2 separate regions of the Homo sapiens genome follow, and region 1 is linked to region 2. A link is an interaction called in ENCODE POLR2A ChIA-PET data of the cell type or tissue named here. Cell type or tissue: A673. All regions are shown on one strand. Links, peaks and the distances in the headings refer to the core of each region. The heading gives the core; the rest is flanking DNA. Region 1 overlaps LOC105376291 (a long non-coding RNA gene). Region 2 has its middle 14 kb from the start of LINC01503.

The links. ChIA-PET counts read pairs that join two places held together with the same protein. Peaks named below come from ENCODE experiments on the same cell type or tissue, not always from the same donor. Only the 100,000 strongest peaks of a DNase experiment are listed, where the experiment ranks them.
Region 1: POLR2A ChIA-PET joins it to region 2 with 21 read pairs; 4 of 35 experiments call an interaction of 5 or more read pairs at or near these places.

The regions. Positions count from the first base shown.
Region 1 is chr9:129,440,847-129,457,666 of GRCh38, forward strand. It overlaps LOC105376291 (a long non-coding RNA gene), which reads left to right. Exons shown (of 3, transcript NR_188645.1): 3 at 5,926-6,705. Among named protein-coding and RNA genes, the nearest start is that of LINC00963, 39 kb to the right of the region's middle. In A673, for the core only: no CTCF peak of the experiment used is centred there; no DNase peak of the experiment used is centred there.
Region 2 is chr9:129,349,665-129,352,164 of GRCh38, forward strand. No RefSeq gene overlaps it. Among named protein-coding and RNA genes, the nearest start is that of LINC01503, 14 kb to the left of the region's middle. In A673, for the core only: a CTCF peak has its summit at 1,563; DNase peaks (open chromatin) are centred at 1,547, 1,837 and 2,307; H3K4me3 peaks cover 337 bases; H3K27ac peaks cover 1,303 bases.

The DNA of each region.
Region 1 (16,820 bases), core at 6,889-9,388, 98 kb after region 2:
TGGGTGGCCTGGGGGGAGAAGCGCCCACCCCCCAACCCCGTCCGCACCACCACTTTCCCATCCAGCCCCACCCTCAGCCTCCTTAATACAGGCTCACCTGGGGCCTCAGTGCCCAGTCCTCCCAGCGCCCGCCCCAGCTGCACTTGAGTCCTGGATCTATCATCAGCCCTTGCTGTGGGAAGTGGCTTTAACCTCCCTGGGCCTCAGTTTCTCTATCTGTAAAATGAGGAGCATAATAAAAAGAACATAAGGTTTTTCTGCCCCCTGCCCACCCCTGCTGAAACAAACAAGCAGACAAGAAATTCATAACCCCCCAGAGGCACTTAGAGCCTGGGAGATTCAGCCGCAAAGGAGTGATCACAGGGTCACAGGGTCCTGGGATGCACAAGGCTCCTTCTCTCCCTTTCCTCCAGGAGGAGTTGGATTTACTTCTGTAAACCCCTGCCCTCCCTTGACCCTGTGCACTCTGGGGAGCACCTAGATTTGCAGGCACGGTGGAGGCAGAGCTGAGCTGAAAGGTGGGGTGTGGGCTCCCCCAGAGCAAGCTCTTCCGGCACCCTGGTGGGATGTGCAGCTGCATTGCTGGCTCAAGACGCCCCCACACCCAACTAGGATCTTTTTTTTTTGAGACGGAGTTTCTCCCAGGCTGAAGTGCAATTGGCGCGATCTCAACTCACCGCAACCTCCGCCTCCCAGGTTCAAGCGATTCTCCTGCCTCAGCTTTCCATGTACCTGGGATTACAGACATGCACCACCATGCCTGGCTAATTTTTGTATTTTTAGTTAAGACAGGGTTTTGCCGTGTTGGCCAGGCTGGTCTCGAACTCCTGACCTCAGGTAATCCACCTGCCTCGGCCTCCCAAAGTGCTGGGATTACAGGCGTGAGCCACCGCGCCTGGCCTCAACTCAGATCTTTAACTCCACTACCATTTGTGAGTGTTCCGCGTGGGCTACATCCTAGGCCAAGGATTTTCTCACCCTGGCCTCAAGAAGATGGAACGGGGCAAGACCTGAGAAGCATGTAGACCTTCAGGATTTTCTCAGTCTGTCAGTTAATCTTGTTTATGATCGATGAGCAAGTCTCTCTCCCTCTCAAAGCCTCAGTTTTCTTACCTATAAAATGGGGCTACATGAGGAGTCAATGAGCTAAGGGTGTGAAGCTGCTGGCACAAAGCCCCACACACGTAAGCCTTAACCAGTGCCAGCCGGATGATAGATGGTGCCGTTGTGCCCAGCAATTCCTTCTCCTAAGCAGGTTATACCATCCTGTCCCCAGAACGTCCTTCCACGCCCTCTGACGAGGCTTGGCCATGTGACTTACTCTGGCCAGTGAAATGTGAGCAGAAGTGACCACACATCAGTGGCCAGCAGAAGCTTTAAAAGCTACACCTGTAGTCCTAGCTACTTGGGAAACTGAGGTGGGAGGATTACCTGAGTTCAGGAGTTCGAGGCTGCAGTGAGCTATGATTTTGCCACTGCACTCCAGCCTGGGTGACAGAGTAAGACCCTGTCTCAAAAAAAAAAAAAAAAAAAGGCTGGGCACAGTGGCTCACGCCTGTAATCCCAGCACTTTGGGAGGCCGAGGCAGGTGGATCACCTGAGGTCAGGAGTTCGACACCAGCCTGGTCAACATGATGAAACTCCGTCTCTACTAAAAATACAAAAAAAAAAAAAAATTAGCTGGGCGTGGTGGCCTGCGCCTGTAATTCCAGCCACTCAGGAGGCTGAAGCAGGAGAATCACTTGAACCCAGAAGGTGGAGGTTGCAGTGAGCCGAGATCGCACCATTGCACTCCAGCCTGGGCAACAAGAATGAAACTCTGTCTCAAAAAAAAAAAAAAAAAAAAAAAAGAGGCGATTTGACCCAGACATGTTCAGAGGGAAGATGACATGGAGACCCCGGGGAGAAATCAACCATCCATAAACCAACGTGGGAGGCCTGGAACAGATCCTTCCCTACGGCGCTCATGAGGAACCAACCTGCTGACACCTTGATCTTGGATTCCCAGCCTCCCAAACTGTGAAACAATGTGTTTCTGTGTTTCAGCCACCCAGGACTTTGTGACCACAGCCCTAGCAAACGAATACGCCGCATTTCACAGGGCCCTACAGACAGGAGATGGGATCTAAGGGAATTAACCTACTTGCAAGCAGAAATGAAAGGGAAAGAGAAAATCCAGAAATGTTGGATTTGCAGGATTGAAAAAGGCAACTATTCCTCATCTCGGTCCAATGAAAGAGCAACTAAGTGAGTGCTCCAGGCGCCCAGTGCCCAAAGGTCCATAGTCCGTGGGAGGATCCAGACACTGTCACGTGCAGGAGGCCACCTGTGCTGCAGGAGGCTGAGCTTGGGTGCTGTGCCCCCAGCTGGGAGAAGGCTGGGGTGGGCCAGGGAAGCTGTGCTTGGGCACGAACCACTTATCCCCGAGTTGGAAAAAGGTGCGATCCAATTCTCCACCCCATCCTGCCAGTTCATCACCCAGACAACCTAGAGTGAGCACCCAGGGCCATTTTTGGAAAATCCTGCTCTTTTGCATAATAAGTGGGCAAAACAGACACAGTCCCTGCCCCTCTGGCAGTTTGTCGCTTCTGCAAGACTCAAGTGCCAAATGACATTTTAGAAAAAATTTCTGACATATTTGTGCTTGGAACACACAATATGATCTTGGAGCAGATAAGAGTTTTAAATTTAACTTTGTCTGTCCCCAGAAATGTATTGTTTGAGAAGTCTAATTGTGAATTTTAAGCTTTCTTTCTTCTTCTTCTTCTTCCTTTTCTTTTCTTTTCTTTTTTTTTTTTTTTGAGACAGGGTCTTACTCTGTCACCCAGGCTGGAATGCAGTGACGATCCCAGCTCACTGCAGCCTTGACCTCCTGGGCTTAAGCAATCCTCCTTCCTCAGCCTCCTGAGTAGCTGGGACCACAGGCATGTGCCACCATGCCCAGCTAATTATGAATTTTAAACTTTCTGTGAAGACTCTTTAAAATGGATACTCTACAAATAGTCAATAAAGAATATTCTGGGCTTAAGAAAATAATAATAATAAAACTAAGAAACACTCTGTGTGATAGAGCCCAGTTAAGACTCAGTCTCAGGGTAAAGATCATACCAAGGGTGTGGCCATCACGCCCTTTGTTGAAACCTCAGAAAAGCTTGCAGGCCCACAGTTCTGTCTAGAAAGCCATGTCTAGAAGAAAGTTAGGTGTGTCTTTTTTTTTTTTTTTGAGACAGAGTTTCGCTCTGTCGCCCAGGCTGGAGTGCAATGGTGCGATCTCAGCTCACGGCAACCTCCGCCTCCCGGGTTCAAGTGATTCTCCTGCCTCAGCCTCCCGAGTAGCTGGGGTTACAGGCATGCGCCACCATGCCCGGCTAATTTTGTATTTTTAGTAGAGACAGGGTTTCTCCATGTTGGCCAGGCTGGTCCTGAACTCCCAACCTCAGGTGATCCTTCCACCTTGGCCTCCCAAAGTGCTGGAATTACAGGCGTGAGCCACCGCACCCGGCCTTGGGTGTATCTTTGGCAAAAAGAGCTGAGTGACAACAATTGGGCAAAAGTTACAAAGTTTTAAAGAGGGTGGCACTGTCCGCAGAGCTGTCAGCTGGATTAAAAGAGACTGTGACCGTCAACAACACAAAACCACTTCTGGGCGCCAACGGGGAAGCAGCCCGAGGAAGCTGCTCAGCCCCCAGGGAAACCCTCTTCTCCAGGGTCCTCATCCCGTGTGGTCAAGGAGGTTATAGAAAAGGAGGCCTCCCAGAGGACGGCCCAAGGGCAGGAGAACAGGGGAGTCGGGAGTAATTTCCAGAGAGCACCATGGGGCCTGGTCGAGGGGTTTCTTTCCCCAGGGCAGGTGGCACTTGCCGAATCCACCCAGCAGGACTCAGAACTCATGAGGACCAGCACTTGCTACTGCTCCACCCCTCTCCTTTCTTTTTTTTAAATTTTGTTTTTGTTGTTGTTGTTGCTTGTTTGTTTGTTTGACACGGAGTCTCACTCTGTCACCCAGGCTAGAGGGCAGTGGCACAGTCTCGGCTCACTGCAGCCTCTGCCTCCTGGGTTCAAGCGATTCTCCTGCCTCAGCCTCCTGAGTAGCTGGGATTACAGGTGCCCACCACCACGCCCAGCTAATTTTTGTATTTTTAGTAGAGATGGGGTTTCACCATGTTGGCCAGGCTGGTCTTGAACTCCTGACCTCAGGTGATCCACCCGCCTCAGCCTCCCAAAGTGCTGGGATTACAGGTGTGAACCACCACGCCCGGCCCTTTTTTAACTTTTAAGACAGAGTTTTGCTCTGTCGCCCAGGCTGGAATACAGTGGTGTGATGACAGTTCATTGCAGCTTCAACCTCCCAGCTCAGGTGATCCTCCTGCCTCAGCCTCCTGAGTAGCTGGGACTACAGGCATGAACCACCATGCCTGGCTAATTTTTGTATTGTTTTGTAGAGACGGGGTCTTGCTATGTTGCCCAGGCTGGTCTTAAACTCCTGGGCTCAAGCGACCCCCGCACCTTGGCCTCCCCAAATGCTGGGGTTACAGGTGTGAGCCACCACACCGCCTCTATTCTTCTCTTCTCTTCTCTCCTCTTCTCTTTCCTTCCTTCCTTCCTTCCTTCCTTCCTTCCTTCCTTCCTTCCTTCCTTCCTTCCTTCCTCCTTCCTTCCTTCCTTTCTCTTTTCTCTCTCTCTCTCTTTCTTTCTTTTTTCTTTGCTCTCACTGTATCACCCAGGCTGGAGTGCAGTGGTGCAATCTTGGCTCACTGCAGCCTCCACTTCCTGAGTTCAAGCAATTCTCATGCCTCAGCCTCCCAAGTAGCTGGGATTACAGGTGCATGCAACCATGCCTGGCTAATTTTTGTATTTTTAGTAGAGATGGGTTTCGCCATGTTGTCCAGGCTGGTCTTGAACTCCTGGCCTCAAGTGATCCGCCCACCTCAGCCTCCCAAAGTGCTGGGACTACAGGCGTGAGCCATTGCGCCCAGTCTTGTTCTTCTCCTTTCCAACGGAGAGCGTTTGTGGGTCATCCTATTCCACCATTGTATGTTGAGTGTATTACTTTGCCGGGGCCACCATAACGAGATACCACATACTGGGTGTCTTGAATAATAAAAATGTATTTTCTCACAGCTTTGGGGGCTGGAAGTCCAAGATCAAGGTGCCAGCAGGGCTGGTTTCTTCCAAGGCCCTCCCTCCCTGGCTCGCCTGTGTCCTCAGGTGGCCTCCTGCCTGTGCACACCTGCCTGACGCCTCAGTCTGTGAGTCCACATTTCCTTCTTATAAGGACACTAGACACATTGGATTAAGGCCCACCCTGACGACTTCATTTTAATTGAATTGCCACTTTAAAGATTTTATCTCCAGCCAGGCACAGTGGCCCACGCCTGTAATCCCAGCACTTTGGGAGGCCAAGGAAGGCAGATCCTTTGAGGTCAGAAGTTCCAGACCAGCCTGGCCAACATGGTGAAACCCCCTCTCCACTAAAAATACAAAAAAACTAGCCCACGCTAAAAAATTACAAAAAATTTGAAGATCATTTGAGGTCAGAAGTTCAAGACCAACCTGGCCAACATGGTGAAACCCGGTCTCTACTAAAATACAAAAATAGTAGTCCAAGCTAAAAAATTAGCATGCAACACCACGCCTCTCATCCCAGCTACTCGGGAGGCTGAGGCACAAGAATCTCTTGAACCCGGGAAACAGAGGTTGCAGCAAGCTGAGATCGCATCACCGCACTCCAGCCTGAGCAACGACAGAGTGAGACTCTGTCTCAAAAAAAAAAAAAAAAAAAGATATTATCTCCAAATACATTACTTTGTAAAGTACTGAAGGTGGGGGCTTCAACATATGAATTTGGGTGGGGAGACAATTCAACTCATAACAGTGTGTGAGATCAGAAAATTCCTCCTGCTCCCCCCGCCACCCCATTTACAGGTCTCCTATAGAGAGAAGCGTTGACTGGGGACACTCGCTGCTTGCGTTTTGCTGGTAGCTGGGCTGGAAGGTCCACAAAGGTTCACTTCATGTGAGTGGCACCTCAGGGCTCTTCCACAGGCCCTTCTCTCCATGCAGCTCTCTTGGGCTTCCTCACAGCATGGCGGGGTTTTTCACGGTGGCTGGCTTCCAAGAGGAAGCACTTCAAGCTGGGTGAGAGCAGATGCCTCAAATCTCTGCAGCCTCAGCCTCGGAAGTCACACAGCGTCGCTTCTGCTGCATCCTGTTGATGAAAGCCAGTCCTGGAGTCAGCCCAGATCCAAGGGGAGGAGGAAAAGACTCCAGGTCTTGCTGAGAGTAATGACTAAGAATCTGCAGCCATCTCCAATCCACCACGCCCATGCAAGAGACGGGAGTGATATTTGCAACCAAGATGGTGAACGGCAGCAGATTGGTCACTGTTTCCAGTTATTCACCATCCCCTCAGTGAGAGGATTATCCATCCTGCCCCATTGCTACGTGACATGCAGAGCATCCAGTGCTGGGTACACTTCCCCTCCCCACCAAATCATGTTTGGCCACGTGACTTGCGTTAGCCAGTGAATCCGGAGCCCAAGTCCTAGCAGGCCATTCAAAAGAGAAGCTTCAAGAGCCATCACGTGGGTTGGCCAGCCTGCCTGCACTTTTCCCTTTAAACAGAGCTGCGTTTTCTAGAGAGAGGCCTCACACAAGCCTCCCTGTTCCACAGAATACAAATCCAATTGGTAAGTCTTCTATCCATCTTAAGAAACCTTTACATTTTTAAATCTCTCCATTCTCAAATATTCAAAGCCCTTAAATTCATTTATTTTTCTAGAAGTAACACCTGACAAGTTTGATATGTCAAGGCACCACCCGTTCCTTCTTAATCCACAGGAACTCATTGAGGGTAGGGAACCTGGGAGGTCACCACAGCCTGTAAATCCAAGCCTGGATGTAGTGAGTGTCTGGGGTGGCCAGGCTTTCTGCAGGTATGTGCACATTGAAGGCCAAATCTCAGCTTTGAACTGAGTCCCGAGCTTAGGACTCCTCCTGACTCTCTTCTGGGAACACTGTGGCTCAGAGAGGTTAAGTGAGTTGCCCAAGGCCACTCAGGTAGTAAGTGGCAGGGCCAAGACTGGACCCCAGGGCCATCTTGCTCCAAAGTTCCTAACCACTAGACTCTCCAGCTCTCACCCTGTACGTGGGCTATAGATATTTGGTTTTATTTTATTTTTTAATTTTATTTTGAGACAGGGTCTCTCTCTGTCATCCAGGCTGGAGTGCAGCGGCACAATCATGGCTCACTGCAGCCTCGACCTCCCTGGGCTCAGGTGATCCTCCTACCTCAGCCTCCCGAGTAGCTGGGACCACAGGTGCACGCTACCACATCCGGCTAATTTTTGCTTTTTTTTTTTTTTTTTTTTTTTGAGACGGAGTCTCGCTCTGTCGCCCAGGCTGGAGTGCAAAGGCACAATCTCAGCTCACTGCAAACTTTGCCTCCGGGGTTTAAGCTATTCTCCTGTCTCAGCCTCCTGAGTAGCTGGGATTACAGGCATGCACCACCACACTCAGCTAATTTTGTATTTTTAGTAGAGACAGAGTTTCTCCATATTGGTCAGGCTGGTCTCGAACTTCTGACCTCAGGTGATTTGCCCTCCTCAGCATCCCAAAGTGCTGGGATTACAGGCGTGAGCCACCGTGCCCAGCCATTTTTGCATTTTTTTTTTTTTTGTAGTAATGAGCTTTTGCCATCTTGCCTAGGCTGGTCTCAAACTGCTAGGCTTAATCGACCTGCCCACCTCAGCCTCCCAAATGCTGGGATTGCAGGCGTGAGCCATGGTGCTGGCCCTAGATATTTGTTAAGTGGATGAATAAACTACCCAGTAGTTCCTTTGGAAACCTGAAAGGTTTTGGATGCAGTGATAGAGGTGTTCCAATCTCAAGGATTGGCTAAAAGCTATAGGAACTTGGGGTGGGGTAGGATACACTGAATGGGGTCCACTCTCTCCCCAACAATTCCTCCTCTGCCCTCAGAGGAGAATCTGGTGTTTGTAATGCAGAATCTGGAGAATGTGTCAAAATGATAGTGACACTGACATTTACTGAGCGATTGCAATGCCCAGCCCCCAGCCTCAGAGCCCTCCCTAATTTTACTCCTTTACACTTTCTCAGGGATGTGGTGAGGTTACAGACCATCATTATTCCCATTTCACTAGTGAGAAAACTGAGGCACACAGTAGGCTGAATCCGTGCTTCCCAAACTATCTGTGATGAAGGAACTTCGAGAAAAAATGTTCCAATCTGTCAGGAATGATATTTTTATAATATACACAGTCACAATGGGATGTAGGCAGTGTCAAATTGCTATGAAAGTTGCTAAATGCTTATCCTCAGTTCTATAGTTAGCGTGTCGTGTCCACAAACAGTGTGTGGCCCAGCACTGATCCTCGGACCGCGCCTTGGGTAGCGCGGGGTCAAGTCACAGCGTGTGACTCGCGGGGCCAGGATTTGGACCCAGAGGGTCTCGCTCCAGAGCGTGGGCTCTGAACCACTCACCAGAGGGGCATGGATCATGAGGACGGGCGGGGAAGGGTCTGCCCACTGAACACATTACATAACAAATATTCGAGGGAGAAGGGGAGAATGCAGGCTGGTGTCAGGACTGTCAGGCAGCCTCCAGCATGCGCAAAACAACAGCCAGTCTAATGGAGAGAACCGGAGCAAGGAAACGGGCGCTGGTGAGAGCTGTTGCTGTGGGGTTTGAATTCGGCCCCTTTGAGGCTCTTCGGGAGTCACAAGGACATTCAGAAAGTTCGTTTAAATGACTTGTGACTGCTGGATTATCAGGTCCCAGGAGGCAGCGACTGAACTACATGGAAGCCCAGCTTTTATTTGGGTTACACGGGCACCAGTCTGGGTTTCCACACATCTCTCTCCACTCCCAAATAAGTTATTTATGCTTATTTTATCACTTTTTTTTTTTCTTGAGATGGAGTCTTGTTCTGTCACCCAGGCTGGAGTGCAGTGGTGCCATCTCAGCTCACTCCAACCTCCGCCTCCCGAGTTCAAACGATTCTCCTACCTCAGCCTCCTGGGTAGCTGGGATTACAGGCGCACGCCAACACATCCGGCTAATTTCTGTATTTTTAGTAGAGACAGGATTTCACCATGTTGGCCAGGATGGTCTCGAACTCCTGACCTCATGATCCGCCCACCTCGGCCTACCAAAGTACTGGGATTACAGGCATGAGCCACCGAATCTGGCCATTTTTTTTTCTTTTTTTTTTTGAGATAGGGTCTCACTCTGTCACCCAGGCAGGAGGCCAATGGCACAATCTCAGCTCACTGCAGCCTCGACTTCCCAAGCTCAGGCAATCCTCCCACCTCAGCCTCTTGAGTAGCTGTGACTACAGGCACACAACACCACGCCCAGCTAATTATTTTTGTATTTTTAGTAGAGACAAGTTCTCGCCTTGTTTTCCAGGTTGGTTTCGAACTCCTGGGCTCAAGTGATCCACCCGCCTCAGTCTCCCAAAGTGTTGGAATTACAGATGTGAGCCAATGTGCCCAGTCCCCTCCCAAAGAATTTAAAACACCACTAAATGGTTACCTCCTGAGGGTTCAGTGAATACTCCTTGGGTTAGTGAAGAATGAATACACAGATAAGTGATCAGCCATAAAGTCATCTTCCATGTCCACTGTGTGCAAGGCTCGAAGCAAATGTCAGATACAGAGGACCAGGAGGAGACCCAACCCCTCCAAATACCAAAGGGGGCCAACCAAAGAGGGTCATCGATAAGGGATGGGATTAACAGTGGTTGTATTAGGCCGGGTGCGATGGCTCATGTCTGTAATCCCAGCACTTTGGGAGGCCAAGGCGGGTGGATTGCCTGAGGCCAGGAGTTCGAGACCAGCCTGGCTAACATGGCAAAACCTCGTCTCTAATATAAAAAAAAAAAGAGTGAGTGGTTATATTTTCTTCATTGGATTCATCTATATTTTCTACAATATCTACAATAGGCATGCATTACTTATGTAATAACAATGAGATTCTTTTGGCAAAAATAAAACAGTTCCCACTTTAAGCCTGCCCCTAATTCAGCTGAAGAAAAGACGGTTGGCCCATTGAGGGTAAGGATACCACAGACAAAGGTGCTCAATAAATGTCTGGGTTACATTTTAGTCACGCACCAGGAGCAGAAAGGAGGAAGAGGCCTTTTTGAGAAGGGTTCCTTTTCTTTGTCTCTTTCTCTATCTCCTGCCCCTGCCGGTGCCGCCACCCCTAGTGTGGAAGCTCGCTGTGGACAAGGTCAGACTGCCTGGGGCTATTCCCTCCACTGGGGCAGGGTCTGTGACAGCCGCAGTTGCCCCAGGATGGCTGGGCAGGGTCGGCTCCTGCCTGGATGGCTGACGTCTCCTTCCAGTTCTTTGTTCAGTTTCCAGGGGGACCGGGGATGGGGAAAGGCAGGCAGCACAGCCCACGGACCTGCAGGGCCACAGCAGAGAGGCGCTGCTTCACGTCCCCCTGGGCCTCCGTGGCCCTGGCCCTGCACACAGCACGGCTGCCTCCTCCCTCCGACTTATTTCCGGTCACCTGGCTGGTGGGTCCCTCGGGGCAGAGCGCAGGGTCCCCAGCTTTGCTCCTCGCTCTCCTCCCAGCTCCTGCCTCTCCTCTTTCTGGCTGCCTCAGTGGCTGCTCAAGGTCAAGGAACAAACAGATAAACCCTTTCTCTGGAGCCGGCTTGGAGAGGACGCCTCCAGCTACAATCCAATTCTGAGTCAGGGCCAGGGCTCTCTCTTTCCTGTGAATGTGAAGACAGGAAGGAAATTTTCGCAGCCATAAAATCGGTAAAAATGTTTTGTAGGCAGAGAAGAGGCCAAGCAGTTGGCTTTGGTTTAAGGCACAAACAGCAAACGGGAACGGTCAGACCCAGGGAGGGAGGGCCTGGGGGGTAAACTCTAATATTCAGGCAGCCAGTGCAAGATTTTTTGTTGCCCCAGGGCCAGTCAGGTGTTGGACGTGGTGTGGAGGACACGGACTTGGTTCCCAGCTCACGGGGACGGGATGATGTGGGGGTCTGACCAGGCAGTTGAAGACTCGGGACTCTTCTAGGCTGTTAGCCAAGATGGCCCAGGGGCAGGAGCCAGGACTGTGGATTCAGAGACGCAGTGTGGACGGCAATGAACTGGATGGCTCTCATGTCTTAGAGGGATGAACCTGGAGCCCAGAGGAGTGGACATGGGCCAGCCTGGGAAGGGTCATTCAGGCTGTGGCGGGGATTTAGGACTTTATCCAGAGGGCAGCGGGAGGCATGACAATGGAGAGGGGGACGTGGCCCAGCTTATGTGTTAGAAAGACTCCTCTGACTGCACTGTGTGTGTGGCCTGGAGGCAGGAAGGGCAGAGAGAAGGCGGCTGCCATTCCCGCCGATGTAGGTGACCAGGCAGGGCGAGGATGGTGGAGAGTCCAGGTGTGCTGCGGGCAGAATCATTAGATGCTGGTGACTGGATATGGCGGGGTGCTGGGGAGAGAGGAAGGGGATAAGGCCAATACTCAGGAGCCCCAAGAGGAAGAAGAGGAGGAGGAGGCTTTAGGGGGAGGTTTCATATTTTTTGTGTTTTTGTTTGTTGATTTGTTTTTATAGAGAGACAGGTTCTCACTTTGTTGCCCAGGCTGGTCTCAAACTCCTGGCCTCAAGCAATCCTCCCACCTTAGCCTCCCAAAGTGCTGAGATTACAGGCATGAGTTACCGTGCCTGGCCACCTGTATTTTTTATCTCTTGAATATTTGGGGGGCTCTGGCCAAGTACATGGGGCAGGACACCAAGAAGGATAAGGCACAGCCCTGCCCAAAGAAGCTGGAATGCACACACGGCAACAGAAAGCTTGCAGGGGTGGAACTGCAGGTTTTAACTATGAGCATATTGGGAGTTCAAAGGATTGGGAAGCCTGGAGGGACGTGGGGGACAGGCCTGTTTGGAAGGGCCGGTGGTAAACAGCCAGAGGACGAGGACCTGGCCTTCTGTACCTTCCACGTTCCCTTCTCGCTTGGCCCTGCTCCATGCCGGGCAGGTGGTCCCAGCTCCACGGCCTGGCCCTGCTGCCCACTCCAGCCTAAGTAGCGTCTCCTGTGCTCTGGTGGGCCACCCGCTCTGAAGTGACTGCCAGAATGCAACTGGATGGCCCTCAAGAGGCCTCTTGCCTCCTGTCCTCTGTTGGGAATACCTTCTCTTCCTCTCTAGCCTAGGAGCCTCCGACTCATTCTCCTGTCTCAGCGTAGGTTTCTTCCTCCTAAAAGCCTTTCCTAGCCCCGAAACTGGGCTGAGTGCACCTCTCCTGTGCTGAAGAAATGTTCTTTGGATGGAAGGATGGAAGGATGAAGGGACAGAGGGATGCGGAGATGGAGGGATGGAGTATGGAGGGATGGGGGATGAGGAGATGGGGGATGGGGATGAAGGGATGGAGGGATGGGGATGAGAGATGGAGGGATGGGAGGATGGGGGATGGAGGGATGGGAGAATGGGGGATGGAGGGATGGAGGGATGGGGGATGGAGGGATGGAGGGGTGGAAGAGGGGGGATGGGGGATAGAGGGATGGAGGGATGGAGTAGAGGGATGGGGATGGAGTGTGGAGGGATGGGGGATGAGGAGATGGGGATGGGGGATGGAAGGGTGAGAGGGTAGAGGGATGGGGAATGGAAATATGAGGGATAGGGATGGAGGGTGGGGGATGGAGGGATAGGGGGATGGGAGATGGAGGGATGGTGGATGGAGGATGGGGGACTGGAAGATGAAGGGATGGGGGATGGGGGATTGGAGGATGGGATGGAGGGATTGGGGGATGGCAGATGGAGGGATGGGGGATGGGAAGATAGGGAATGGAGGGATGAGGGATGAAGGGATCAGGGGATGGAGAGATGGGGAATGGAGGGATGGGGGATGGGAAGATGGAGAGATGGGGAATGGAGGGATGGGGGATGGGAAGATGGAGGGATGGGGGATGGGGATTGGAGGATGGAAGATAGAGGGATGGAGGGATCAGGGTATGGAAGGATGGGGGATGGGGGATGGAGGGATGGAGGATGGGAAATGGAGGGATGGGGATGTATGGTGAATGGATGAATTAATGGATGGATGGATAGGGGGATGACTGGAGATCTAGACAGACAGGCAGTTGATGGATGGAAGGGCAGACAGGCAAGTTGGGCAGGTGGAAGGGCAGGGGAGGAGTGGACTGGACAGAGGAAAGGGCAGGTGGTTGGTGGTGGAGGTGGAGGTGGTGGGTGGAGGTGGTGGAGGTGGTGGGTGGAGGTGGTGGAGGTGGTGGAGGTGGTGGGTGGTGGGTGGTGGAGGTGGTGGGTGGAGGTGGTGGAGGTGGTGGGTGGTGGGTGGTGGGTGGTGGAGGTGGTGGAGGTGGTGGGTGGAGGTGGTGGAGGTGGTGGAGGTGGTGGGTGGTGGAGGTGGTGGGTGGTGGGTGGTGGAGGTGGTGGGTGGTGGAGGTGGTGGGTGGTGGAGATGGTGGGTGGAGGTGGTGGAGGTGGTGGTGGGTGGTGGAGGTGGTGGGTGAAGGTGGTGGGTGGTGGAGGTGGTGGATGGTGGGGGTGGTGGGTGGTGGAGGTGGTGGGTGGTGGAGGTGGTGGATGGTGGGGGTGGTGGGTGGTGGAGGTGGTGGAGGTGGTGGGTGGTGGAGGTGGTGGGTGGTGGAGGTGGTGGAGGTGGAGGTGGTGGAGGTGGAGGTGGTGGAGACGGTGGGTGGAGGTGGTGGGTGGAGGAGGTGGTGGGTGGTGGAGGTGGGTGGAGGAGGTGGTGTGTGGCAGTGGTGGGTGGTGGAGGCGGTGGGTGGCGGAGGTGGAGGTGGTGGATGGCAGTGGTGGGTGGAGGTGGTGGGTGGCAGAGGTGGCAGTGGTGGGTGGTGGAGGTAGTGGGTGGCAGGGTGGATGAATGGAAAGGAGACAAGGTTGGCTCAGGCAGGCTGAGGTTTGCCCTATCTCTCCATCCCCCCACCATGGATTGGCAGAATGAGTAGGAATCTTTCTCTCCTGACTCCTCCTCAGACCCCTCAGCTTCCTCAGGGCACACCCTACACTGGATGGGACCCACTGGGCACTGCAGCCGGAGATGTAACTGGCACCAGGAACCTCCCTCCATCTTATCCGTGTCCCACAACTCTTCACCCGTGGGTGTCTTTTTGCCGACTGGTCTGATTACTGGCGAGAACCTGGTGTTTGGGGATGAAAGAAGTTCAGGTCTCCTCTACACATCCATTTTCTTCCTTCGTCCTTTCTCACCTTCTGCCTCCTCCTCCTCCTCCCATGTCTTTCCAGCAAAGCACAGGATACCCAGATGGCTTGGGCCAGGTTGAAGGCACAGCCATAGCCAGCAACCAGCCACCCGAGCCCTGCTGCCTTCGGCCCCAGCTGGCCCAGCCAGCGCGGGTCCCTGCTGCCTGGTGCCCACCCCACCCACCCGGCAGCTCCGATTTTCAGCTTGGGTTTGATCGGCTGCCAGGATCTCCCAAATGTCAGCTGCAACGTTAGCATCTTTAAGAGAGCGCCCGAGGCGATCTTTAAGCTGGGAGGCTGGGGCCCCATGCTGATGAGAGGAGTCTGCTCTGAGCTGACAGCTCTGCCTCCTGCCTCCCCAGCCTCGGTTCTGGGAGCCTGTGGCCCCCACTCCTTCAGGCTGGACGGCAGCAGGACTCTTTTTTGAGCCTGGGTGAAGCAGGGCTTTGCCAGCTGAGATCAGTCCCTACAGCAGCCCGCACCAGGGAGCCCCAAGGAGGAGGGGAGAGGCCTAACCCAGAGAGGGAGTGGATGCATATTTGTTAACTGAATGGCTGCATGAACCTCCAAAGCTGCCTTAGAGGCGAGTGCTGATGGCACTTTCTGCCCTGCCATCACCTTCAGGGGGAGATGCTCAGGGTGGGGACACAGGCAAAGGTGCCAAACTCTGGAGTCAGACCGAGGGGCCGGGGCTGGTGTCCCAGATCTAGCCTGTGGGAGCTGTGTGACCTTGGAGAAGTTGCCGGCCCTCTCTGAGCCTCAGCTTCCCCATCGGTGAAGCGTGTGTGCTAGGGGATAGAATGCCAGCTGCATAGAGTTGTTGGGGAATCCAGTGAGATGAAGAGATGGGAACACCTGCTACCTTGCAGACACATAGTAAGTACTCAAGGAAGTCAGTCCCTTCCTCTTCCCCCCTCCCTTCCCTCTCCTCCCCTGCCCTTCCTTCTCCTCCCCCAGGGCTTTCTATGCCCTGTCACTGAAGGGCTGAAGCGCTCTCACTGTTTAAAGCCTCCATGTTTTCCCTTCCAACCCTCAGAAGGACAGGAGCGATTATTCTTATTCTGTTGTCAAGGGCCACACAGCAGGTTGGAAGCAGATGTGGAGGCTGCCCAGTTCCAGACCAGCTTGTCCTGCTAGTGCCTGGTCCCAGGACTGGCTCAGGTGCCCATGGCATGCTCCCCTGTGCCCTGATAATCGATGTCCTTTTGCAGGGTGGTGAGGCTCTGAGAGTGAGCTAGTGGCTTGTTCTTTTTCCACATTTTTGAGGCCTCTATCTTGGGGCTGAAATACCCAGGTGGAGAAGTGAGTGACTCCGGAAAGGAAGGAAAGAAAAGAACCCAGAGTCTAATTCCCACCCAAGTGGAGGTGAGGCGGGAAGAAGGGGGGCTTGACCCTCTTACGTGGGAGTTGCAGCCTTGGTGGGACCTGTCAGAACTGGTGTGCTAAGCCAGGGGTGGGAGTCAGTGACTTCCACAGGGACAGTATCAGCAGTCAGCTCACAGAAGCATATGTTTCAGAACCAAAAGGTGTAGGAGCAAGGCTCAGAATAAAAATAAAATGAATGGATGGTGGGCAGTGGTAGGTGGATGGATGGAAACATGCGTGGATTGAGAATGGGTGAATGGGTGATGGTTGGCTGGATGGATGGATGATGGATGGGTGGGTGAATGGAGGGTGGATGGCTGTATGAGTGGGTGGTGAGTGGATGAGTGTGTGGAAGGGTGAGTGCATAGATAGGTGGATGGATGGGTAGATGGATGGATGGATGAGTAGATGGGTGGATGGATGGATGGACGGATGGATGGATGAGTGGAGGGATATGGGTGGGTGGTGAGTAGATGAATGTGTGGATGGGTGGGTACATAGACAGATGGTTGAATGGATGGATGGTGGATGAATGATGGATGGGTGGGTGGTGTGAGTGGATGCATGTCTGGATGGATGGGTGCATAGATAGGTGAATGGATGGGTGGATATGTGGATGGATGAGTGGATGGATGGATGGATGGATAGATGGGTGAGTGGAGGGTGGATGACTATATGGGTGGGTGGTGAGTGGATGAATGTGTGGATGGGTAGGTATATGAATGGATGGATGGATGGATGAGTAGATGGGTGGATGGATGGATGGATGGGTGAGTGGATGGATGGGTGGATGAATGGATGAGTAGATGGATGGATGGATGAGTGGGAGGGTATATGGATGGACGGATGGATGGATGGATGGATGAGTGGAGGGTGGATGACTATATGGGTGGGTGGTGAGTGGATGAATGTATGGATGAGTGGGTATATGGATGGGTGGATGGATGGATGAGTAGATGGGTGCGTGGATGGATGGATGAGTGGACGGAGGGGTGGATGAATGGATGAGTAGATGGGTGGATGGTTGGATGGATAGATGGATGGATGGATGGATGATGGATGAGTGGATGGATGTGTAGATGGGAAGATGGATTGGTGAGTGAGGTCTTGGATAGTTGGGTGGTGAGTGGATAAGTGAACGGACGGGTGGATAGAAGGGTGGGTGGATGGATGGATCAGCAGATGGATCAGCAGATGAGTGGGTGGAGGGGCAGATACATGGATGGG
Region 2 (2,500 bases), core at 1-2,500:
ATGCTGACTGGCTGTGTGACCTTGGGCAAGTCACTTAAGGTCTCTGAGCCCCCGTTTCCTCATCCACCCTAGAGGCACAGTAGTGCCCACGTGGTGGGCTTGGATGAAAGACAGAACTCGATGCCCAGGCCTCCTCACCTGGCAGCGCTGCTTTGCTCTGTCTGCTTGCCCTGGCGGTGGTGGCCTGGGAAGAGCTGAGTTACAGAAGTTGGGGGACTTCAGGAAGCCACAGTTCTCATCCCAGTGGCTCCTAAGTCTTGACAGCAGTGGGGTCCAAGCTATATTTCACACCCGCCTTCCCATTGCAATCTTGTTCTTCTTTCTTCTTGAAATGAATCTGACCCAAGTGATCAATACAGAAGGATGCAGGGGTAGGGGCTGTGAGACCTCACCTGGACCTCTCCATTCCCCACCAGATGCCCCCTAGGGTCTATGGAACAGTTGGAAAAACCCCTGGCCCCAAGAGGTGCTGGCGGCAGATAAACGGGGAGGGGGGGCGGTAAGGGGAGTCGTTTTCCAATGCATTCCTCACTGCTCTGGCTTAGAAGAAAGACGCGTCTCGTCTCGGGTGCTTCTGAGGGTCCTGCAGGGCCTGAGGTTGCTAAGCCAGGCGGCCCACCTTTCCCCCTTCCCATAAGACATGAAGACGCCCCTCCGTGTGGCACAGGGCAGAGCTGGCCAGAGCCCTGCTCAGTGTGTCTGGCCACTTGACCTGGGACAAGCCCTCCTTCTGAGCCTCTGCTGTATGGGGCAACCGTAGGGCCCTGGTTCGGAGCCCGGTGTGGGGAGGATAGGAGGAGCTGTCAGGCCCCATGCACTGCCCCTGGTGCCAGTCAGTACCTGATCAGTGGTGCTTGCCATTCTTTTTTCTTTTTTTTTTTTTGAGACAGGGCCTCCCTCTGTCACCCAGGCTGGTGTGCAGTGGCACAATCTCAGCTCACTCTGTAGCCTCGACCTCCTGGGCTCAAGCGATCCTATGTACAGGGCGTGGCAGTTTGCAGGGGCCAGGATCCTGGTCCTTGGTCAAGGCGAGGGAGGCCTCACCGGGCCCAGTTTGCAGATAAGGAAACTGAGGCTCCTTGAAGGCAGGCCACAGACTGCTAGTGGGTGTGGCCCCTTGACCTGACAGGCTATGACTAGGGAAGGGGCACGCTTTCCCCCGCTCCTCGCCCCAGTTTTAGGAACCCCCGCGGCATCCTTGTATATATATATATGTATATACGTATATTTCTTCCTCAGCTCCTCCTTTGTGTCTGAGGCGCTGTGGGGACTGTCAGAGGGGCCTGGAAACCTCCCAAACTCTGGCAAAGATGCCCAAACAGAGCAAGTTTGGCCCTAGAGAGCAGGGAACCAATCCCGGCCCCATCCCACAGAGGGGGAAACCGAGACTCAGCCAGCTGAGGGGCTAGTCCAGGCCCCCTAGGAAGCCGAGGTGGCCTCAGCCTCCAGGCCAGGGCTTCCTAGGACTGCAGTCCTCTCCTGCCCCTCTTCAGCCCCGCCTTCCCCGCAACCCCAGCATCCCCTGTCCTCTGGAGGAAGATTTCCGTGGTCCCGGTTGGGGGTGCCAAACTGCCAGCGACAACAGCGTTTTTTAAATCCTAGAGTCGCTGACTCGTGTGATTATTCTTATTTAAGGCAGGGAAGGTACTGGGAGTGGGGAGCCGGTCACCTCTGGGTGGGGGGCACCTCCGGGTGAGGGCGGCCCCTCCTGTCTGCCTTGTGCCCAGCTCCAACCTGGGGAGGGGGAGGAGAGGGGAAGCAGGAGGAGGAAAGGGGGGGAGGGGGATGGGAGAGGATGAATTAGGAGGATGGAGAAGGGGGAGGAAAAGGAAGGGGGAAGAGGGGGCAGAAGAGGGCGGAAGAGGAAGGGAAGAGGGGGCTGGGGTAAGGGGAGAAGAGGGTAGGAGGGGAGAAGGGGCAGGAGGAGAGGATTAGGGAGGGAGATGAGAGGGGAAGAGGAGGCTAGGGAGGGCGTGGGGTGGAGGGGGTGAGGAAAGGGCTAGGGGAGGAGGATGGGGAGGAAGATGAGGGGAGCACAGAAAAGAACCCCCCCGCCCCCGCCTTGGTGGCTCCCTAAGCAGATAGGAGATACATAATTTACTACGGAAATGCAAAAAGAATTGGGAAACTCTCAATTTATAAATATTTATTTTTACAAGTTCGCCCCTCCCGGCTCCCCCTTGCTGGCCCTGGTCTTTTCTCTCTGGGGCCCTCGGGGCGCAGGTCCCTCCTCTCCGGCTCCCACTCTGGCCCCTCTTCCCCTCCCCGCCTTCCTTCTGCAGTCCCTTCCCCCTCGGGCGGTCTCTGTCTCCCCCAGGTCCTCTCCTTCCTCTCTCCCGCCTGTGTCTCTCCCCCTAGTGCGTCTCTGTCTCTGTCTCTCTTTGTGGCGGGACGGGGGCGATTTTTGAGTCTCCCCCGCCGTGGGTTTCTGTCTCTCTGGCTGTCTCCCCCATCTCTCCATCTGCGTCCTCCCACTTGCCCCGCGCCCCCCGTCTCTCAC